Regions from separate parts of the Mus musculus genome. Here regions 1 and 3 are each linked to region 2. A link is a loop called in an ENCODE intact Hi-C map of the cell type or tissue named here. Cell type or tissue: heart. All regions are shown on one strand.

Evidence for each region. A loop is a pair of places that touch in the nucleus more often than their neighbours do. Peaks named below come from ENCODE experiments on the same cell type or tissue, not always from the same donor. Only the 100,000 strongest peaks of a DNase experiment are listed, where the experiment ranks them.
Region 1: it touches region 2 in a loop (2.7-fold over the local background); 2 of 42 quality-filtered maps call a loop at or near these places.
Region 3: it touches region 2 in a loop (1.9-fold over the local background); 2 of 42 quality-filtered maps call a loop at or near these places.

Annotation. Positions count from the first base shown.
Region 1 is chrX:57,231,456-57,239,455 of GRCm38, reverse strand. Arhgef6 (Rac/Cdc42 guanine nucleotide exchange factor (GEF) 6) reads left to right here. Exons shown (of 22, transcript NM_152801.2): 19 at 213-290; 20 at 2,371-2,470; 21 at 4,545-4,599; 22 at 5,805-7,971. The coding sequence ends at 5,945. Among named protein-coding and RNA genes, the nearest start is that of Cd40lg, 23 kb to the right of the region's middle. In heart, a CTCF peak has its summit at 3,293 (motif pointing left); no DNase peak of the experiment used is centred here.
Region 2 is chrX:57,050,073-57,058,072 of GRCm38, reverse strand. Htatsf1 (HIV TAT specific factor 1) reads right to left here and starts at 4,503. Exons shown (of 10, transcript NM_028242.2): 1 at 4,308-4,503; 2 at 3,875-4,119; 3 at 2,395-2,575; 4 at 1,981-2,028; 5 at 1,419-1,573. The coding sequence starts at 4,063. In heart, no CTCF peak of the experiment used is centred here; DNase peaks (open chromatin) are centred at 4,372 and 4,712; H3K4me3 peaks cover 2,329 bases; H3K27ac peaks cover 1,659 bases.
Region 3 is chrX:57,221,540-57,229,539 of GRCm38, reverse strand. Cd40lg (CD40 ligand) reads right to left here. Exons shown (of 5, transcript NM_011616.2): 5 at 5,498-6,329. The coding sequence ends at 5,953. Among named protein-coding and RNA genes, the nearest start is that of Cd40lg, 13 kb to the right of the region's middle. In heart, a CTCF peak has its summit at 3,226 (motif pointing right); no DNase peak of the experiment used is centred here.

The DNA of each region.
Region 1 (8,000 bases), 180 kb before region 2:
GAACTTCAAAGCAACATTCCTTCCCCTGGGTAATGACCCCAGAACTCTTGGGGTTATTCTTGATAGCATTCTTTTGCCTCGTGGGGCTTGAACAAATTTCTACCTGCCTTTCAGAAACACTGCGAACCCTTGGCAGTGATGGGCACAACACATCATTTTGAGTGTTTGGGGTCATATATGTAGCAAAAGTTATTACTGATTAAATTTGACAGGTACTGCTGCCCTGGAAGAGGATGCTCAGATTCTTAAGGTGATCGAAGCTTATTGCACCAGCGCCAGTTTTCAACAAGGTAATGGCTCAATTAGAATTCGCCACACTGCTTTTGCTAATGAATGGGGTTTTATTGTTTAGTGCTCACTGTCTCTTAGAAGGAAAAAAAAACCTTCAATAAGATGGGGTTTGGGTTTGCAGGGTATGAAAAGCATGTGACTCAATGCAGAGCAGAAGTGCAGGACTGAATCTTTCAGATAAGGTGCTTTAGTTACTGGGTGGTTTGCTTATGAACTGTTGCTTTTCACCCAGAGAGAAAGAGATGCAAGAGGGAAAATGTTAGAGGTGATAGAAATGAGAAAAAAAATTTTTTTAAAGTCACTCTCTTTTGATCTACACAGATACCTCCACCAGCACTAGTTAGGAATTAAAGAGCCCAGAGAGTTCCTGTGTCTGCAAACTGATGCTAATCTCGTCTTATAGGCAGAATAGGAAAGGAAGTCAGAATACTATCTCTCATCAGCTATGTATTGAAGTGAGCGATGCTTCATCAGACTTGGGTTTCAAAGTTGCTCTGAAAATCCGAAAAATGTAGCTACACAGCTGAGACTTCACAATGTATAAAATGTCTCAAGGAGCTGTGAGATTTGGGCATTTGCCTAAACAGCTTTTAGGTTATACCCTTGAAAGCTGGGTGATGCCTTTTGACAAACCCTTGTGCTCTTCGCACTCTAGGTCACATAGATTATATATTTCGTTTTCTCTCATCTCAGACTTTACGCCATTACTGAACTGGCCCCTTTAGAGAGTTTTTCTCATCTGCATAGGGAATGAACATCCCCTGGTGCTGTAGTATTCACAGCTGCTGACCAGCTGCTTACTCGGAATGAGAGGGATTTCATAAGAGACTGCCTTAACACAAAGTAACACATCTCACAGGCTGTCACAAAAGGAAAGCATTTGATGTGGAAATCAATACATTTCACTGTGAACAGGGACAGTGTACCACAGATGCAACCTGGCTGCACTTCTGGCATGCTCGGTTCTAATAAGTTTTGATGAGCTGGGGGAGGAGAGTGAGAGAAGTTTTTATTGTGAAAGGTAGGGTGGAAATGGGGACGAGGAGACACCAGAGCATCCCTCATACAAAATCTGACCTTACCTCACCTCTGAGCCACTTGTTTTTCTACTTTGGTGTCTAGCCCTGTACTCAGAGGTAAAAGCTCAGGCATGTGATCTGCCCTAAGAAAAAGAGCAGTTTTGTTCCTCCTTCTTACATTCCCTTGGACATGTAGGAAGTATCCCGCTTGACACTCAGATGTGGCCAACATTTCAGCAGCATCATGGGCCAGTCTAATGTCCTGTTTCCCTAGAAATGACTGCTCTTGGCTTTCTTTTATCCATCCATTTATCTTCTGCATACTGATGAAGGGCCATTCTCCGAACACAGAAAGGGAAACACATCTTCCCTCTGGGGAAATGGAAGTGGTCAAGGAAAGCAGTGAATGTATACCTCTGTGCAGGATACTCTTCCAAAACAGTGACCTAGACAGTGGCTTAGACAGACCAAAGATTATGTCTCTGAACCCAGAGAGGAAGGATCTAGATTGCCAGGCTGGAGAGGCAGTGTGGGCAGAGAGAAGTGAAGAAACCTGAGTTTTGTTGCTGAGATAATCTCCCATCTCCACTGTACCCACCACCAAAATAGCTTTAGGCTGCTCTGCATTTCCTAGAGGACCATGGAAGGAACGAGTGCTGCTTCTGCAGCCCGTTTTGCCGTGTTGTACCCCAGAGCAGTGCTGCCTCTCAGCCCGATCTTCACTGAAATTAAAGAATTCCCAGTGATCATGGGATGTGCTGTGTGACTCTTGGAGGCATGCAGAGACTGGGTGATCAGTGATGAGCTCTTTGCTCTGGGAAAGGGAAAACAGAAAAGTCTGGGACTCCTACCACATCAGTTCCCCTTCTTGAAGACAAAATAAGGTCATTTGGTCATTTAGAGTCCCCTATCGGGAAGTGTAAAAGTGGCATGCTTGCCCTTTGAGTACAAGGGCATGAAGAATGTCTCTGCTGTAACTACAATAGAAAGGAACAAATACCTAGGTCTGCCTCTGATAACTCCCTACCCCATCTTACATGATCGTGATCATCACTTACAGGTACTCGTAAAGATTCTGTTCCACAAGTTCTACTCCCCGAGGAAGAGAAACTCATTATTGAAGAAACCAGAAGTAATGGGCAGACCATCATTGAAGAGAAGTGAGTAGAGAATGTTGCTTTCTTGACATGTCTGGGGCCTAAAGTAGGCATGACATCCTGTCTTAGGGCTTCTGTTGCTATAATAAAACACTATAACCATGAACAAGTTGGAGGAAGAAACTGTTTATCTCAGCTTACAACTCTCAGGTCACTCTCCAACGTCTAGGGAAGCCAGGGCAGGAACTCAAACAAGGGTGGAACTTGGAGGTAGGAGCTGATGCAAAGGCCGTGGAGGGATGCTGCACATACATAGTCCTGCTCAAGAGAACAGGCTAGAGTCCAAGTTCTTCTCTCAATTTGCTGTGTATTGTCAGGGTTATTGCCTGGGCTATTGTTAGTGTCACCCTGGGCTAGCTCTTCCACCTCTCTGAATTTGTTTTCCTCATCTGTAAAATGTGAGTGATGGAGATACTTTCTGTGTTATTTTTTGATCACAAAATGTTTTATAACCTTTATAAAGGTTAGCACTCAAAAATGTATGCCCATCTATAGTAATTATTGTTATTAAGAACATTATTATTGATATAGTAGTCATCATTAGCCTTGTGAAGGCTGCAAGGGATGTAGTATTATCCTTATTTCATATATAAAGTAAGTAGTAGCCATGACAAGACAAAAAGAAAACTGGTTACACATGTTCAAAATGACAGTAAGTGACAGAATAAAAACGAAAACCTAGGGCCTAGAGAGATGATTCAGTAGTTAAGAGCACCAGCTGATCTTTCAGAGGACCCTGGTTAAATTCACAAGACACAGGTAGGGCACCTAGCTCACACTGCTTGAAATTCCAGTTCTAGGTGATCTGGCGCCCTCTTCTGGCCTCCTTGAGTACCTGCATTCACATGCACATAAACGCACACATCAAACATAAAAATTAATCTTAAAAAAAAATCCCCAACTAAAATCTGATCTGAAAGTTCCTTGATTTGGAAGAAATCGAGAAACAAGGAATGCCACCACTAACCAGGGAACTTCATCATCATTTTTTAAAAATTATTATTTTTTTAATGTCCTAATTCTCTGTTATGAAAGGTTAGCTAAATAAAGAGTAATACCATAGCATGGCTATTGTAGCATATATAGGGTCTTGTGATAGCATAGCTTTAATTATATTGTAAGTAATATTTACCCCTACTCTAAAGCTGCAGCAATAAAACCAAAGGATGAGACTCTTTTAAAAATTGAACTCATAGGAGCAGAATAGACCAGAAGCTTGGAGGGGGTAGAAGAAATAGGTGATGGTGATAAAAAAAAAGTTTAATGTTCATTTGTATAGGGTGATAGGTAAGTTTTAGTCTATCTAACAGTGACTATAATTAATAGCAATATATATTGGTTTTTCAAGACAGGGTTTCTCTGTATCGCCCTACTGTCCTGGATCTCACTCTCTAGACCAGGCTGGCCTTGAACTCAGAAATCCATCTGCCTCTGCCTCCCAAGTGCTGAGATTAAAGGCGTGCGCCACTATGCCCGGCTTTTTTTTTTATAGCAATATTTTTTTAAACTTGAAATTTACTAAGAGCATTGACCTCCTGTGTTCCCAATACTCTCTCTCTCTCTCTCTCTCTCTCTCTCTCTCTCTCTCTCTCTCTCACACACACACACACACACACACACACACACACACACACACAAATTGTAGCTATAAATACATGTGGTGATGGTTGTGATAATAATTTCATTTATGACATAATTTCATAAGACAAACACACCAAAGCTGTATACTTTAAATATTATACTTTAAATATATCATTTCAAATTTGTCTACCATGTCCTCAAATTGAAAAAGAAAACACATTTCATTGTTGCAATCTGTTATGTTCTGGTCACATGAGCTGGGACTGAGAAGTGAACTGTGCAGTATAGAAATGATGCTGTAACATGGTGTTGAAATGAGCATATGTGATGAGAGGTTTCCTCCTATGAAGAGAAAGGATGTGGGTCATTCTTTCTCCCCATCAAGTAGAAACCCACTGATATTTCCATCTCTGTATTTATATAGAATGGTAGGCTCCTTATTTATCAGCACTTCAGTACCAACCATTCATTTATAAATTTGCTCTGTATATTTTAGGAGCCTTGTTGATACTGTCTATGCCTTGAAGGATGAGGTCAAGGAACTGAAGCAGGTAATGCATTACCAAAGCTATCTTCTCAGATAAAAATAGAATTGCTCTGTCTTCTTTGCCACTGGGAGAGGGATTCAGGAAGAGCCCAGGAGCAGATACTAAGGGAGGGTTGCTATTTTCTTTGTGGTATCAGGTGGGTTTTATTTATTTTACCATATGGCCTTGAATTTCTGAGCCTTTCTATTTAGATATATACAGCAGAGTCCCAAACTTAGATACAGCTTTCTTGTTCCCACACATCTTTTAATAAATGTAAGCAAGCTCAGGTATGGTGGTACCTGTCTGCAATCCTAGCCATTAGGAAGGTTGAGGTAAGGACATCATGGATTCGCTAGTCTGGTATAGCAAGACCTTGTCATGAAAACAAATAAAGGGAATAATGAAGGAGATATAAAAGAGGAAAGAAGTTAGTAAGGAAAGATGGAAGAGAGAGTTGTCTGTGGTGGTTTGTGAATTTATGGGCAGTGTGGTCCTATGTTCCATATGTGATAAGACTGATTGTACCTGTGAGAAGGGGATGCATAGGGAAGAGGGGAGTCGAGAGCCTGCAGGAGCACTTGTGGAATGCTTAGCATATCCTGGATGAGGCATGGTGAAGTCGAGAGCTGAGGCCGGCCAGTGAGGCCATGAGGAATAGAGCAAATATAAAGAGACATTGCAGAGTCGAGGCTTATGGCACATTATGGCACAGGGCAAGGATCAGGAGAGAACAGACATTAGAGAAGCGTCTTCCCTGGTTGTCTAATTTGCTATGGTGGGCAACCTCTCAAGGATCCAGAAGCACTGGAAGAGGTTTCGGGTAGTGGGAGAAGTGATACTAAGTTCCCTTTAGAACATAATAAGTTTAAGGTATTTGACCTGCCCCATTGATATGGCCCTATGGGTCTGGCACTCAGAAGATGAAGTTGGCACCAGAGATATTTGGGGAGCCTCTTAGCACATGCTTGCATTGAAAGAAAAGTAATCCTGAATGAAAAAGCATGGAGCAAGTTGTCTGTGCAGCAGGTTCCATCTGCAAGGACATTTGGAGAAAAGTGAAGAGTGTAGGAGGCTGCTTACACACAGGCAGAGAACCAAGAGACAGCCTGCTCTCAGAATATGTAGTCAGTGTGAAGGATGCTATGATGAGGAGGGGAAGTAGGAGGGGGAGGAACCCCGAGAAGGGCTGCCTTAGCTCAGTGATTAATAACTCTTTTCCCTTCAAGGAGAATAAAAAAATGAAGCAATGTCTGGAAGAAGAATTGAAGTCGAGGAAGGACCTAGAGAAGCTGGTCCGGAAGCTGTTGAAACAAACAGATGAATGCATTCGATCTGAATCCAGCAGCAAGACCTCGATTCTCCAGTAACCATCACTGTGCAGCTGAGCACAGTGCCTTCAGCACTCCTTAAAGTGGCCAGCTGAATGGTTTCACTGTGCATTTGAGCTTTGTGCTTTGTGGTGTTGGGATGCTCTCTCTTTCTTCCTCTCTCCCTTCCCCTCCCCCTTCCCCCTCCACTGTTTGATTCAGAGTTTATTGCTTGGTTATCAGTTGATTGACACTTGTTTTAACAGGGGGAAATAGCCTGACGTGGTGGCCAAAATGGCCCCAATACTTTGCTATGCCCAACAGCCCTTTACTACCTAATTCGCTGGAGGCTAAGCTTCTCAGGCTATGTATAGAGTAGGTGAAAATGAACACCTTTGCCCAGTGACCCAGTTGCACTTCCCTTTACTATCATATGGCCCCCTTCAGTACTTTAAGAACTTATTGCCCATGTTGTCTGTTGAGATCAAGAACAGTGTAGTGCCCTTATGCCCTCTGCCCTCTGTGCTGTTGTCCATTTAAAGTCAGTGTGGTAGGAACTCCAACCATCCACACCAGCACCAAGTCTCTCAGCAAATTGCTTCAGGCAGTCCTCCGTCAGCAGCAGGGCAAAGCAGCTTGATGGAGTACTTATCCCTAGTATAGCGTAGCTTTACAGCCCAGCCCTCTGCCTCTATGTAAGTTTTCTACCTCCCCTCAACCCCATGCTTTTAGCCAGCCATACAAAGTGGGGTGTCAATGATCATGGATTTGCTTTGCTTATCTTGTCAGTTACTGTGAGCAATGACTTTACTTTGAATATTCCCATGACAACCTTTTCACCTTTCTAAACAACTTGGGTGAGAAAATATTGTGCCCTCGTACACCTTCCATCCCATCTCACCAAGCTCTGGTTTCTGCAATGAGAAGTTGGACTCATCAGTGGCCTCTAGGATGATGATCCAGATTATAGACCCTGAGTTAAAGGGCCCCTCCTAGCTGGAGCAGGCTGTCAGTGAAGCTGACTATTTGAAACTAGTTTGTTCAAGTTGTTTATAATGTCAAACCATTGACTTTGTATGTGGTCCAGAAAAGTGACCCGTGAGAAAGCAGATTTCACAGAGAGCCCCAGAAGAACACTGTATACCTAAATTCAACACAAGTCAAAATGGGCTGAGGATGGAGGAACACAGCTCTCACCTACCTCCTCAGATGACAGCACAACTTGGCCAGATGGCAAAGTCACTGGAAAAAGATGCAGAAAGCCAACCAAAGGCTTACGTGTATATTATTTGATTGGGCCCTGTAAGGGTTGTTTCAAAACCAACCTTGAGGCCTAAAAGCTTGTTGAGGAGCCCTTTTCCTTTGTGATATGGAGGCTCTCACAGTTTCCATAACTTTATGGTACAGTGCTATTATCTCATGTTACATGGCCAACATTATAGCACCCACAGGATGTGGAGTATTCCTAAAGGCCAACCTCAGACAATCGCATAGAGCTATCTTTGTCAGCTTAGAGAGTAAAGGTTGCTAAGAACAGCTGTCCTGTTTCTAAGCCCAGAGATTTCTATGAGACATCTTTCATGTAAAACATTTTTACAAAAGGAATAACAGTAGCAACCCACATGTTCCCATTTGTCCTGTCTGTGCTTGGTCAATAGTTGGCAATCAATGTGCAAAATTTGTCCATAGGAAAAACCACTTTTGTGGTCGCCAAATAATTTAGTTCATTGCTTAAGACATTGAAAGGTCTCATAAAGGATGTGTACATATGCATGTTTGGGGACTTTGCCCTTATGAGGAGAGGCCCTTGGTACTCTGGATAAGGAAACTTGTGCAGTGGGCTGCCCATGCTTACACACTAAATAATATAAAGGAAATGAAGCCATGTTAACTCCACAGTCATGTCTCCATAGTTGTGTTGTTTACAATACTCTGGAAGTAAACTGCTGCCCTTAGGGGCCTTTCAGTTTCCCCTCTGTTATGTCCCTTCTTATAGGAGCTCAGATTTTCTAAACTTGTTTTTATTTTAAAGACTTTTAAAATGGACATTTTCAATAAACAAGAATAAACAGTGCTTTATAAATAAGGTCCTGTGTTTTATTTTTTTCTTACTGA
Region 2 (8,000 bases):
GAGCCCTTGTTCAGCTCCCAGAAGCCATAATGGGTAGCTTCCGCAGAGGACCCATGTTCAGCTCCCAGCAGGCCCAGTAGCTCATAACACTCTATAACTCCAGCTCCACAGGTCCAACATCTTCTTCTGGCCTCTGTATGCAACAGCATTCATAAGCACATATATAAATGCCCCCCATGTATATACATAAATAAAAGAAAAACTTTTTTTAAGTTCCCATCAACACCCTGTTCTTTTTAAAATTCAATTCACAGATTTTTAGTCAACTTTGTGCTGGTAAAATTCTCAAATTTTACATATGAACATAGAAGATTAACATCCCAAATGATCATGGAAGGGTTCACTTACCAGATTAAAAACTGATAACCCCAAACCTTGCCATCTCAAGCCTACTTTCTTCTGATCCCACTAACTACACACCTATGATAGTTATACTACCACATTATCATTTTTTACTTGATTTGTAATTATTTTCAGGTTCTATGACAAATGCATATGTCATAATTGTGGCCATTTGTTTTGTGCCAGGTGAGATGACAAGTGCCACGAAGATGACTGACTGACTGGTGTTCCCAGAAATGATAGCTTCCTTTCACATCAATCAAGGCCTGTACAATTTGCAGTGAAAAGACTATACACAGTTCTGCCAATTTCCATTCTAATTCTCTTCCCTGGTGTTTGAAGCAGTAAGTATAATTCACCATCTCCTTTCTAGTCTAATTTGGCGTTAGAAAACACCTTTTGTCAAGAGCCAGTTAGTAAACAGTTTAGGCTTTGAGAGTCAGGGTTATCGCTACAACCACTCAATGCTTCTGATGAAACATGAAAGTAGCCAGACACAAAAACATAAGTGAGCCAGTGGGGTTGTGTTCCAACAAAACTGTATTTGCAAAAACAGACAGCAGTCACGACTTTGCTAGACTCCATTCCAGTTCACTCCAATGTGCAAATAAAATGTCAATGGCTTTTTTCTTCTCAGATTTTTACACTCTTGATTACATACACTGAGGAAGAGGTCTTTGCAGTGAAATTCTTGAAGATAAGAGAAGCCCCTCGCCGGGCGTGGTGGAACACGCCTTTAATCCCAGCACTACGGAGGCAGAGTCAGGCGGATTTCTGAGTTCGAGGCCAGCCTGGTCTACAAAGTGAGTTCCAGGACAGCCAGGGCTATACAGAGAAAACCTGTCTCGAAAAACCAAAAAAAAAGAGAAGCCCCTCAATTACCTATTTATATAGCATGCTGATCTTGTAGCAAACAGTTTCTTAAAACAAGCAAATAATCCTAGTGTCACTAAGGTGACCTATTTTCTTTGTATTTTGCTTTGGATGGTTGGTGGTTTGGGCTAGTATCTCTAATATTCGAGCCTTGCTTCCTGGGTTAAAAATGGAAGGGATGAGAGACTTGACCAAATACCAACCTTCAGATAACAACAAAGCCCATCTCCTTTAAGATTCCCTTGATCATCTTTGTACAGTTTAACTTTAAACTCTTCAGTCTGAGGATCTCTCATAATAATGCCAAATTTGGACATGAGCTGAATAAATTCATCCACTGTGATGTCTGGAGGGAGACCTGTAATTTCAGAGAACAATTTCAAAGTATTTAATGAAGGTAAAAGTTTTTAGCATTTTACCAATGAGAAACCTGAAACCTCTACGTGAATACAAAGCTGACTTGTATAAAGGAGTACAAAAACTTCCTATCTATAAATGTGAAGACTGTATTTTATACACTAAAAAATATCAGTTATGCTATGCTTACACTTCACTAAATCTGAAGGAACAAACTGCTATAAATTATCTAAGGCAGGCATAAGAACAGCATGTAACATTGCATAACTTTTCTTCATTCCATACTAAGTAAATTCCTAGCTAACAAAAGCAGGTGAACAAAACCCACCAAAACTAAAACTCACTTAGCACAAAGTCTCAACACTAAATGTTTCCAACATGAAAACGGCATTGCAACAGTATAAATACCTGACACGTATACATTTGTATTTCTGTCTTCTTCAACATGGAACCATCCTAAAAAAATCAAAGGGAAATAAATAAAACATTCGAAAGAAACAAGAATTACATTATGAAATCTTGGCAATGGCAGTTTCTTCAAAGTTTTAGAATGTTCTCTTTATTTCAGAAGACGACGACTAATTCAAATCACTACAGAGCGTGCAAAATACATAAACCTTTCGACTGTGAATGACCTTTATCGCTCTGAAAAAGAAAAAGGGCTACCTCTGTTCTTCATGACTTTACGCCTATTTGAAAGTGAAAACTCGTCACATCATCGCTCTTTCAACGCTATTATAATTCTGCAAAATGTAAAACGGATTTACAAATTTTTCCTATCTCACTTCTAAAGGCAGGTTTGGCAAGGACAGGACCACTTGCCAGATTCAGCCTTTCTCTTTTCCCCCTTCCTTTTGGAGTCAGGGGTCTCCGGGACTTCTTTTTGTGGAGGTTCTTCTACAGCCTTAGTGTTGGCGTCCTGGACGTTCGCAGTAGAGCTGGATGCACCATCACTAGAAAAGCCGTAGTTAGCCTGATACGTAGCAATGAAATCTTCGGTGATCTAAATAGAGAAGTCAAAACACATGCAGACAAGGTTAATTTACTTGTGGAAACTGTGGTATAAGGCTGTACATTCAGAAATATAACCTAAAACTTAAAACAAGTGTTTACACCACAAGCAGCTGTACTAATTCAAGTACAACCCAAGACCAGTCTCCTTATATGGACACCATGTAGTGTGATCAAAGTAGGACAAAGGTGCACAGACTGCCAAAACAACACGCATAGTTTTAAGTGATGCTATCACCCGTTCCTACATGTTTATAAATTACTACTTCTCTACAGTGTATATGACTAAAGTGGCCAATACATAAAACAAAAAAAGTATTGAATAAACGAGATGGTAAAACCCAAAGTCAACTAGTAATTTCATCACCGAATCCACTTTTGGGTACCCAGATACCAAATAATTGTTTGTCAGACTACTAAAAGCGCTCTTTAAAGAAATCACATGTACAGTCAAGTGGGCATTGCCAGTCCAGAAGTTCAATTGTAAATTTTTACAGTTTGGGATGCTTAAAATATGCACAAATAAATAGCTGAAATTTTTCAACCAACAATCAATCCCCCTGCACAATGGAAAAAGTTTTGTGTGATTGCCTCTCCGGTCGCTTGTCGCGCTGTTAGTTCCCTTTGATGCCAAAGTTCCTATGAGGCTAAGACTAACAGAGTACAGTTACCATACAGTTTACAAGACCAGGTTCAACACCACTTGTGCTATTTCCATGTTGAAATTAAACACTTAGCAATTCCCAAGTACAAATGTATAGATCTCTTTCATTCATTTCCTGTGCATTCCTAGTCATATTCCTGTGGTTATAGGGTCCGAACTCAGATGCCCTGGAACAAAATTTAATAGATAAAACAAGAATCAAGAAAAGTTTCTTCAGTAGAGGTGAATGACACCTCTTCCACCCTGTAAATCAACAAGCTGCATTCTACACAAACATGTACAGGAAGCGTAAATTAAGTTTGGCTATACAGGATAAAAGTCTTACTAATGTGATTTCCTTGGTGTTCTTCCTCTGTGCAGTAAAAATATCAAGATAAAAACGAATTGTGACCTTCACATACATACACAAATTAATAAGGCACAAAAAAATCACTTAAGGCACCACCCTAAGATTTACTTTCCTTTATACATCGGGAATGCAATAGACTGAACCAATAGACTAGCCACCAACCACCGGTTCAGAGACCTAGTACTTCAGTGGAGCAAACAGAAGAGGAATGTCCCGCAAGGGCTGCCAGTGAACCCTATGGCCCCGCTCCGCAGTGGGACTCCGATACTCTTTCTTACCTTAGGGAACCAAGCCTTCTTATCAAGGTCCCACTCGTAAGGAGTGTCATCTGGTGGTTGTCCCAAAGAATGGGCTTCTCCAGAGGGCTCATTCTGGGTGTCACCTTCCTTGGGGTCTCCTCCATACAATTCTTGCATTCGCAATTGCTCATCAAACTCATCGTTCCCGCTCAAGTTGTTGCCACTCATGGTTCTCACGTAGTCCCGGACACCGCGGTCAGAGAAGTGAAGAGGCCGAGAGGGCGCTGGACAAGAGCAGAGAAAGAGAGGTCTGCAGAGCTTGGACTGTGCACTGCAACTCCCGGGCCGCCTCCCGCAGCGCCCCAGCAGACCCTGGGAAGTCTGCGAGGCACCGCCCAGACTCCGCCCTCCCGCCCGCCCCCCTCGTGCACGCCTGCGCCAACAAATGGTCAGCGCTGTCGCTGCCACCCACCTGGCGGGCTCCGCAGGGCCTCGCCGCCGCCGCTGCTGGGGCCAGGGCGAGGCGGAAGCGCGCAGGCGCGCTGTCACCGCTGCGGCCGGTTCCGGAGGCGCCACAGCTTCCTCCCCGCCACGTCAGGCAACGAGTTGAGAGCGAAGTCCCCCTCAGGCTGATGCAGTCGCCATTGTCCGCGCGGGTGGCAACGTAGCGGGTCGCGCCGACCCGCCCACGGGACGTCAAAGGTCCGCGACGCTTGCGCGGCCAGGGGGCGGGGCCTCGGAGCCCGGCTGCCGCCGCGTGTCTGTACTTATTGGGAACTGGCCTTTAGGGACGCAGCCTGCCGAAATGCATGGCACCTCGTTAACCTCGGGCTCCTCTGCGCTCCGGACGAGTTTGGCCGAAGCGATAGCCTGAAAAAGGACTCTTCCAGTAGAGCTGGCGCGGAATGGGCTTTGCGGCAGGCGCCATCTTGGGGAGGTGGGTGGGACCGTGGGACAAGTTTCTCCCGCTTCGCGAAACCTTGGCGCCTCCTTCGCGCAAATCCCCGCCCCTGCACTGGAGCCGAGGATTGTCTTATTTTTCGAATGCTTGTCCTTAGTGTACACGCGGGTTTTGTTCATCTTAGTAACCCAAACACATAACATGCTGTTTGGAGGTCTAGTGAAGCATGAGTTAACAAGCAGTGGGCAGAAGGCCCCATCACTTCCTAATCTCACCCCCCTTTTAGGCATCTGGTACCACCCTCTGGCTGCTGTAGGTGAGAGGAGCTTTTGCCTGCAGCTTACTGCAACGTGTCCGAGGTGTTCCAGACTGGAATTTGAAGCTTGAGTGTAAACATAACCCTATGGCCTCATTTCCTTGTGTCTTAGTAAGACAGCCAACAGTCTTCCAAGAAAAGCTGAGCTTTTTCCTTAGATGTTTCATGCACCTAGAAAAGGGAAGGGGTCCATATTTTTAGGACAGACAAGTATTTACTGAACTCCTATTAAGTGCCAGGCTTTGAGGGAGATTCTGAGGCAGCAGCTAAGACATGCACAAATCAAGGGCGGTTCAGTTATAGTTGGCGAACAATATGACAGGAGCACCAGATGCGGGAGAGCAGCAATTATTTTGTTTTAAGCATTTTTTAAATATTTTTATTAGGTATTTTCCTCATTTACATTTCCAATGCTATCCCAAAAGTCCCCCATACCCCTCCCCACTCCCCTACCCACCCACTCCCACTTTTTGGCCCTGGCATTCCCCTGTACTGGGGCATATAAAGTTTGTAAGTCCAAATGGCCTCTCTTTCCAGTGATGACTGACTAGGCCATCTTTTGATACATATGCAGCTAGAGACAAGAGCTCCAGGGTACTGGTTAGTTCATATTGTTGTTCCACCTATAGGGTTGCAGATCCCTTTAGCTCCTTGGGTATTTTCTCTAGCTCCTCCATTGGGGGCCCTGTGATCCATCCAATAGCTGACTGTGAGCATCCACTTATGTGTTTGCTAGGCCCTGGCAAAGTCTCACAAGAGACAGCTATATCAGGGTCCTTTCAGCAAAATCTTGCTAGTGTATGCAATGGTGTCAGCGTTTGGAAGCTGATTATGGGATGGATCCCCGGATATGGCAGTCTCTAGATGGTCCGTCCTTTCATCACAGCTCCAAACTTTGTCTCTGTAACTCCTTCCATGGGTGTTTTGTTCCCAATTCTAAGAAGGGGCAAAGTGTCCACACTTTGGTCTTTGTTCTTCTTGAATTTCATGCGTTTAGCAAATTGTATCTTATATCTTGGGTATCCTAAGTTTCTGGGCTAATATCCACTTATCAGTGAGTACATATTGTGTGAGTTCCTTTGTGATTGGGTTACCTCACTCAGGATGATGCCCTCCAGGTCCATCCATTTGCCTAGGGATTTCATAAATTCATTCTTTTTAATAGCTGAGTAGTACTCCATTGTGTAAATGTACCACATTTTCTGTATCCATTCCTCTGTTGAGGGGCATCTGGGTTCTTTCCAGCTTCTGGCTATTATAAATAAGGCTGCTATGAACATAGTGCATCTTTTTACACTCAAAAAGTAGACAATTCTAAACAGCTTTTTTTTTGATGGATTACATTCATCAACAAGGCTCATTGCAATAATGTTAACTATTCAAGTAAAATTTTTAATCATTAAAAGTAAAAAGTGGGAGTGGGTGGGTAGGGGAGTGGGGGGGAGGGTATGGGGGACTTTTGGGATATCATTGGAAATGTAAATGAGGAAAATACCTGATAATAAAAAAGACACTAAAAAAAAAAGAAAAAAAGTAGCAATAAATACTATATGTGTAAACATCAGTACTATGACCCAGACTTGACCATAGGGAAAAGCTTGTCAGAAATTACTCCGATTCCAGTCACCTTTGTTTGTAAATACAGTGGTTCCAGGTGGGTTCTAGAATATTTTGGCTCCTCACAGACCTCTGAATCTGATTTCAACCTTAGTGATATTATTAAAGCAGTAGTTGTTTCCAAATATACTTATTTTTACGAGGTTCTTGTTTTTAGTAGAAGAATTGGAGAACTGAACTTGTATATATGCTGTGGATTTTGTTAGATGCATTTAAACACTGCTAAGTAGTTCTTGCTTTGATCTAAAAACTGTATATAGATCTTTTCACTAATTTGTTATTAGGCTTCCATTTCATTCTGGAGTATGTTTACAATAGAAGAGATAGTGCGCTGCATGATTGTTATTGCACATAGCACACACTCTTAATGTTGGAGATACCCTAACCTCCCCACCACACACACACACACAAGGAAATGGGGAAAAATATTTTTTTTTGGTTTGTTTTTTTGAGACAGGGTTTCTCTGTGTAGCCCTGGCTGTCCTGGAACTCACTCTGTAGACCAGGCTGGCCTCGAACTCAGAAATCCACCTGCCTCTGCCTCCTGAATGCTGGGATTAAAGGCGTGTGCCACCATGCCCAGCTGGGAAAAAATCTTCTGTCAAGGTTGCAAGTCACCCAGTTGCTTTTGTCCAAAAGCTTCCTGGAAGCCTATAGAGAATCTGGCTCAAGGTAGCATTGCAGTTTGCACTAGATACTTGCCTGAGCCAGTATACATTTGTTCCATAAAGTTTGAGTACAAACAGATATAGACTCGGTGTCAGAGTAGAATGAAAACGGGTGCCTATAGAAGATAAAAGGCCTGAGAAGGGCCTTCTCTGCAGAAGTTCCTCTGCCTTACTTATAAACACTTTATGGAAGGTCACACACACACACACACACACACACACACACACATCCTCATGATGTTTGGGAGTTTTCTTGTCCTTATATCTTGTAATCTATAAACCTAGTTGGGAAGGCGTTTCTTCTGACAAAAAAAAAAAAATTGATGTATCTTTAACCTAAGATAATATGAACTTCAGAAATGCTTTAAAGCAACATTTGCTTACAGAAGGTATACAATGTTAAATTGGGGACACTTTTCAGTGAGGAAGATAATACCCTCTGGACACGCTTTGGTCATATATGACTTTGTCACTGTTTTTATACCTCCTAGAGTATTGCTGTGATCCATATCCTAATTGTTAAGGAAGGAAATACCTTGATCAAAATTAGGACATGTTCACAATATGTTTTGCATGTGCCCAAATCTCTCCCTATCTAGAACCCTCAATAAAGAAATGAAATATCGTCGGGCGTGGTGGCACACGCCTTTTATCCCAGCACTT
Region 3 (8,000 bases), 170 kb before region 2:
CAGTTTGTTAAGTTGCAACAAGGGTTCTGGATTCAAAGAGGGTTCGCATATACTTCATTTATGCCAATATTTGGGGTGGAGTGGAGAGTATTAATTTAGACAGCCTTCCGGTGGCCTGTAGGACATTTCCAACATATTCTGGTCTCTGTAGTCCACATTGTTATGTCTCTGCTCAAGTTTTGTGGGTGACACTACAGCAGTAGCAGTGACAGGCAGTAGTCATAGTAGTATTTGGGTCACAACTTCCGTGGAATGATTGTGAAGCCATTAATTCACCAGAATACCACTGCCTTTCACTTCCTTGTCCCCACATTTTTGGAGAGACTAAATTAACTGTCTGCCTGAGCTGCCTTACTGGTTCTTCCTTGCTTTGAATAGTTAAATTTAAGTCCCACATACTAGCACTTGGTTAAATAGTTCACATATTTAGGCTCATCAAACCTTGAACAACACTGTCAGGTCTTTCTTGCTGTTATTCTCCATCTAACAGGTGAATAAAAGTACCCAGATATTGAATTATATAGTACTTCATGGTAGGGGTGTGATTTGAGCCTATATTCTGGTCTATCTCTTGGAACTGAGCTTTCTATACCACATTTCTTCTGCCTTTTGTGCCCATTAAACAACCCTTGTGAAATCCGCAGAAAGCTCCATTTTGTGTTTATTTTTGAGTTTGTTTGTTTGTTTGAGACAGAATCTTGTGTACTCCAGGGTGACCTCAGATATACCATGTAGCCCAGGATGACCTTAAACTTCCAATTCTGCTTCCACTGCCTCTGAACTCTTGGATTACACATGTGCATTACTAAGCCAGGTACTATGACGTACTGGGTATTAAACCCAGGGCCTCATGCATGATATGCATGCACTATGAATTGAGCTACATCTCTAGTCTACCAGTGAACACTTGTCAAATCTAGGGAATTGCTTTTCAATACCTCAAAGTGGCTTCTCTGTTGTATTCAAACTCTATTCTTTGCAACTGAAGTGGTCTTTTGTTTGTTCATTTTTGAATGAATCTCACAATGTAGCTCAAACATGGCTGAGTAAACTCAAGTGTATCTTAAGCTAGTCTTGAACTTGTTAGTTTTCTGCCTCCCTAGTGCTAGAGTTACAGATTTGCAGGTGTGCACGGTTGCACATGGCCCTTTGTGCTCTCTCTCTGTCTTCCCCTTTCTCTCCCCTCCCCCTCCATTTCCTCTCCCTCCCTCACAGAAGTCTGTCTCTCTCCTGCTAGCTTCTTTCCTCTGTATTTTTGCTTTCACTTCACTCCACACTTGGTGCTTTCTTCCTTCCACTTCACAGGTAAGGGCTATCAGATGTCGGAGCCACCAAGTGGGATCTACCTTAGGATGCCCCCTTCCCTCACCCAATTGCAGTGCGGAATGCAGACCACTGCTCTGGGTTCCACAGTGTGCTTCGTTTGGTGATGAGCCTGAGAGAGCAGTCTACTGGGGTTTTCTGCTGACCTCATCAACCCTATCAACTGTACAAAAAATAATATCCTCACTAGGAGAATTGGAGACAGGAAGATCATCATGGATTCGAGCCCTGCAAGGAACACATAGGTCTAGGGCAACCTGGGCCCTGTGTCAAAAACAAAAGCCAACTTTTCAGATGTGGACAGTTACTGACAGGTTGAACGATTTGTCCATGGTTATAAAACTGACAAATTGTGAAGCCTGGACTACAACTCTATCTGGCTAGCTCCAGAGCTAACCACAATCTTACAAGACTAGCAGAACAGCAATCACACTCAGCTCTAAGTTTCTTCTTCAAAGAGAAAGCAACTCTCCATATAGAGAATCTGCTCCAATGGCAATGATTGAATACACCACAAAATACATTCCCACTGGAAGCCCAGGAGGGCACTGCTACTTCTGTTTAAGTGGGGTACTCCTGATCTGAAAGCATGTTACAGCAGACATTTGCATCTTGTGGTTCCTTGCTTCCTTCCAAACAGCAAAGACTGCAATATTTTGTACCTTGTTCATTTTCTCTTTGTTTGGAAACAAAACAAAAATGAGAGTGTATTTCAATTCTTTCCCTTAGCTTTCCATGGTTATCAAGACAGCACTATGGGCTAGGGGTTGGGGCTCAGCTGGCACACTGCTTTCCCAGCATGTACAAAGCCTAGGGTTTAATCCCCTAGTACTGAACAAAGCAGGCATGGTGGCTGTCTTAGTCAGGGTTTCTATTCCTACACAAACATCATGACCAAGAAGCAAGTTGGGGAGGAAAGGGTTTATTCGGCTTACACTTCCATGCTGCTGTTCATCACCAAAGGAAGTCAGGACTGGAACTCAAGCAGGTCAGGGAGCAGGAGCTGATGCAGAGGTCATGGAGGGATGTTCTTTACTGGCTTGCCTCACCTGGCTTGCTCAGCCTGCTCTCTTATAGAACCCAAGACAGCCAGCCCAGAGATGGTCCCACCCACAAGGGGCCTTTCCCCCTTGATCACTAATTGAGAAAATGCCTTACAGTTGGATCTCATGGAGGCATTTCCTCAACTGAAGCTCCTTTCTCTGTGATAACTCCAGCTGTGTCAAGTTGACACAAAACTAGCCAGTACAGTGGCATAGGCTTCTAATTCCAGCATGTGGGAGCGGGAAGCAAGAGGATCCTTGCTCAAGGCAGGTTTCTGCTTTGGTAAGTGGGGTAGAGGAAGATGGCAATTGGTGGAATAAGCAACACTGACAGAAGATGTTGTCCCGTAGGTAGCAAGATCCAAAGTTCCATCTGCATGCATTGGATCTGAGAGCCTGAGCCCACTGATGAGGGGTAGAGGACTTCTAGGGGATATAAAAACCCAAACTATTACTCAGGTGACTCACTCCTGTCATCCCAGGAGGATGAGAATTGGAAGCAGGAAGATCACCATGGATTCAAGTCCTGCAAAAACACATAGGTCTAGGCCAGCCTGGGCCCTGTCCCCCACCCCCCCAAATGCTAAAATAAACAAATCAAACTCCAAACTCTCCCTACCTCAAAAGTATTTCATTAGTAACTTGAAAGTGTTTATTAAAGCCGTGCCTATTGCGAGCAGAGAGACCCTCGGGAATGTAGGGCAGAAGGAGACGGTGAATTGTTGGAGTTAGAGGCTTTTGAACTAGCGAGGAGACCTTGTGAGGAAACAAGGTGAGAGGCTTGGGGGCTTGGTTGTTTGGAGTGCAAGGTCAAAAAAAAAATCTGGGATGGAGCTGTGGGAAGCAGCTCTAGAGGGCAGTAGAGATTCTAGGAGAGGAGAAGGTGGCCTCGAAAATGCAGCATTTTATATCAACGCTATTACTTCTGTTTACAATCATTTAACTAATTAATTAATGTAAAGAATCTCAATATCCTGGCTAGCCTGGATTTCACTAGGTAAAACAGGCTGGTCTTGAATTTGCTGCAACTCTGTTTCATCTCTCCAAAGCTATGTTGGTATCTCCGGTGCACACCACCATACCCAGCTGGATATAGCTGTTCTGAACAAATTCCTTACTAGAAGTAGAACTAGCTTGGAAGATAACGGTTCCCAAGGAACAAGAATGTAGGCTGAAACACTGGAGCAATGTTCTAAACAAGAAAACATGACTATACAAAGAGTTTTAAAAAATATGCCTGGGGTGTTATGTTCTTGTTTGTACAGCTATTTTAGGAAATACTGTTTACAAAGTGGTCAGCTCTGAAACTACACACATGTAAACAACAAAAATTGAGTCAGTGGATTATATTTATATATTTATGCATATATATAGTAATACTAATAATCAAAAATATATGTATGTAATACTAATAATCAAAGAAAAAGAGACTACTATTAATTTGAGAGTGGAGAGACATGGAAGGGGAGGGAGGGACTTTGGGCATCTGTCTGTAGGTAGGAAAGGGAAGGGGGAAGGAATAGTATTATATCTTAAAGTGTATAAAAAGTAAAATAAAATCTATCTCTCCAGGTGACACACTACTAAACTAGTGATGTCGCACGCCCATCCTATTCTCACTAACTCAAACAAACTGCATAAAAAAAGATTATGCCACAATATGGACATCAGTTGTAAGGAAGAAAGAATTATGATACATATGTTGTTACCCTCCCTTTTGACTGAGCTAATGCCTTCTTTCAAGAAGACGTAGGATTCTGGCCTTCCTAAGGAAGGCCCACACTGTAAGAGCATCATGGCCACAATCTACTAGGCCGCCATGGCTGCTGCATCATGTCCTTTAAGCAGCTTACGCAGAGTTTGATCAGTTGATGCTTTTTTCTCCTTTGCAGTTCTGGGCACAAAGGCACAGCGCACATATTTCTACTGAGTTACTAAATCCACAAGCATCATTCTTGCTCATACCTAAAGTCTCTTGTTGGGGAATGTGTATAGACACACAGGCTTGTCGAGCACAATTTCAGCTTTTCAGTGAGTCTTCACATTACAAGAGCTCTCGTCAAGATACAGCTGTGTCATCCATACGACTGAAGAGCAAGGACAAGAGGAAAGACACTTTCGCCTTTTTATTCCTACATTAGTAATTTTTTTAGATGGATGTGCTTCTTTTAATCAAAACATTCTACCGGTTAAACTCTTGAGTTTCTTACATTATCATTTCTTACATCACAGTTGAAGGTAGCAAGAAATATTCCCCCTGGCTTCAGTGGAAGGCTCAGAGCCAAAAATCACCCTCAGGTTGTTCCAGCTCTGTTTTCTTCTTGCTTAGAGCACAGCTATTAGAAAGATTGATTCCTGCTTCTCATTTACGGCTCTCTCTCCAGTCCCCTTCTACCATTCCAGAGCAAGGTGGGAACAGAGAACGAGTGCTTTTCACTGACCAGACTTCCGTCTCATCTATCAAAGGCCATAGCAGACTTGCAGAGAGAATGTTGTTACGGTATAAATTGTTGTATGCTCAGCTTGAGAACTAAGCTTATGGTAACAGCCTCCCACCAAAGAGAGTTGGCAAAATTCCTTCCAAATACTTCTTCCTCCCCACAAATTGGATGAGAGCTATACAACAACAATAATGTTAGAGGGTCTTTATTAATCAAAAAATAAATAATAACATAATCATTAAGTTCACTATGGAAACAATGGAGATTTCAGGGAGCTACAACAGATTTCTTTAAATATAGTCATTCCATCAGGAGGAATGGGAAGGCCAAGAGCTCCTGTCTACAGACCCGACAGTGCTGTAGACAGATACAGGGTAGATAATAAGAGAACCAGCCAACAATAGCCTGACTCCGTGTGTGTGTGTGTGTGTGTGTGTGTGTGTGTGTCTGTGTGTGTGTGTGTGTGTGTGTGTATGTCTGTGTGTGTGTGTGTGTGTGTGAGAGAGAGAGAGAGAGAGAGAGAGAGAGAGAGAGAGAGAGAGAGAGAGAGATGGGAGAGAGGGAGGGAGCGAAAGGGAGGGGAGAGAGGGAAAGAGAGAGTAGAGACATTGAAATACTGAGTGTTGGGGTATGGGGGGGGGAGGTGGAGGCAGAGTTTCTCAATTCTCCGTGGGAGACTTTAGAACTTGGCCTACTAGGGCCGCAGGGAGCCCAGGTCAACCATAACAGATTGTGAGCTGAGGCTCACAGTTGCCCTTCTGCATCTTCCCTGGTAAGTCAAGTACACTGTCCATTGAACGACACACCCATAAAACAACAAAACTGTGCTCATTAGTTATCTGTTGTTTCATCAGAGCTCTGTCATCTGTGTATTATGGCTTTGTCTTTTCTGGTTGTCTGAATCAGTGGGGTTGCTGTTTCAGATTGTAAGTTCTTAGGGAGCAGGGTCCCTTGGGATTTTTGCCTGCCCTGTAATTCTCTTATTCCAGCTCTATGTGCCTTGGGGGTACATAATAAATAGTTCTCCATGAGGAGGATCCTAGGGTTATAAATAGGCAGTTCAACACAGGGCAGGTCCTAACTGACTTGCTGTATAGGGAAGACTGCCAGCATCAGCCCTGCTGCAGCCTAGGACAGCGCACTGTTCAGAGTTTGAGTAAGCCAAAAGATGAGAAGCCAACTCTGTGGATCACTTGGCTTGCTTCAGTCACGTTGACAAACACAGAAGCACCAGCTTGTAATTCAAACACTCCGCCCAAGTGAACAGACTGCTGCTCGCAAAGCTGGGAGGAACTGTGGGTATTTGCCGCCTTGAGTAAGATTCTCTCAGATCCACTGCTGGGCTTCAGCCAGAGGCCGACGATGAATGGGCGTTGACTCGAAGGCTCCCGATTAGAGCAGAAGGTGACTTGAGTGTAGACATAATAGAGTCCTTCTCTTTTAACCGTCAGCTGTTTCCCATTTTCAAGCATTACCAAGTTGCTTTTCATGGTATAATATCCTTTCTTGGCCCACTGTAGAACTGTAAGAAAGAGAGGGAATCGCTGGTCAGTTTAAGCACAGCACGGCATATATTCTAACAGGAAATAAGGTTTAAGGTCAGATGCCGACTTCATGTGAGAATGAATTCTCAACGCACTTTATGGCCCTCAGAGGCACAAGGGATTACAGAGACCAAGTTTATATGGGCTTCAGAGGTTTGTTTTTTTTTTTCCCCCTTGGTTTTCTTCAAACTTGGGCACATCACGTGATCTCCCCAGATTGGAACCTGACACTAACTCTGAATCAACAGAACAGGGACAGTATTACAGCATGTTTCAGAGATCTGAAAAGGTTAAATAAAATGGCATGTAACAGCAAAATTTCTCCTCCCTTTCGAGTTCTCCAAACCAATTTACCATTGAATTTAAGAAAGTGCAAATGATTAGCCAGGCTTGGTGATATGCACCTAAAATTCCCAGACAACATTGAAGCAGGAGAATCATGAAGGCAAGGTCAACGTCATCCTTGGCCACATACTGACTTTGAGACCTATCAGGGCTAAGCAAGACCCTGTTTCAAAACAACAACAACACAAAAGGGACTGGGGTGGTCAGGCATAGAGGAGATCACTGAGACACGCTGGTACCCAACCTACATGAGAAGACTTGAGTCCCAGGTTCAAGGAAAGCTCCTAGTCCAGGAGACTAGGTGGAGAGTGCTAAGACAAGGACACCGTCATCTGATCTTTGTGTACCTCCACTACCCTTCTTATATGTGTACATACATTCACACAGACAGGCATACTCAAACATAAATAAATACATGGTTTTAAAATGAAGCATAAATGACTTGAGATTTATGAATGTTATAAAATTCTTGCTAAACAGGAGTGCAAACATTTAACTTATCATGAATGTTACATAGCTAGAGTTGTCAGTTTACCTAGATTAGCGTCAGCTCAGAGTCAAGACCCCACTTCTTCCTTCTACCTCATGCTGTTGCAAACCTGACCTGCCTCCCACGACCAAGCCTAAAATAGGCAGGGAAGTATGAAAATAAACCATGTGTTCATTTAACTGTGTTTTGATCTCCCATTGTAGTGGGTGCCACCAACTTGAAAGTACCCATATTCTTGCGGCTAGGGCAGAGTCCCCACCAACAGTGTGCCCTTTTCTCTGCCAAGTTGTTGAGTGGGTTCAAAGTGGTGTGTGCACCCGATTTCAAATCTCAGCTTCCACAGCTAGATTTGATGGGGGTGAAAGGTGGGAGGCAGGGGGAAGTAAAAGTATTGATATATTTGCTTTCTTGAGGTATTTAATTGTTTTATTTGATGGTCTTACATGTGTTATGGCATAAGATACTACTGATTAAGGCTCCTCTTTTTGCACAGGAAGGCATTGCACCTGATACATTGCACCCCAAATTCTCTATAAAGGATGTTTGTTTTGTGATGTTTTCACTTTTGAACCATTTGAATGAGAAAAAAAGGACCAGATTCTTTTCAGTTTAATAAATACATTACCCACTTACACTTCTGCTTTCTTTTTTGAGACAGAAAAGAAAACAGAAGCTGGCCTACAACTTGTTATGCAGACTAGGCTAGCTTGGGACTCACAGAGATCTACCTGCCTCTGTCTACTGAATTTATCCCCTTTTGGGGGAAGACAAGATTTTATGGAACCCAGGTTGACCTGGAATTCACTTTGTACTT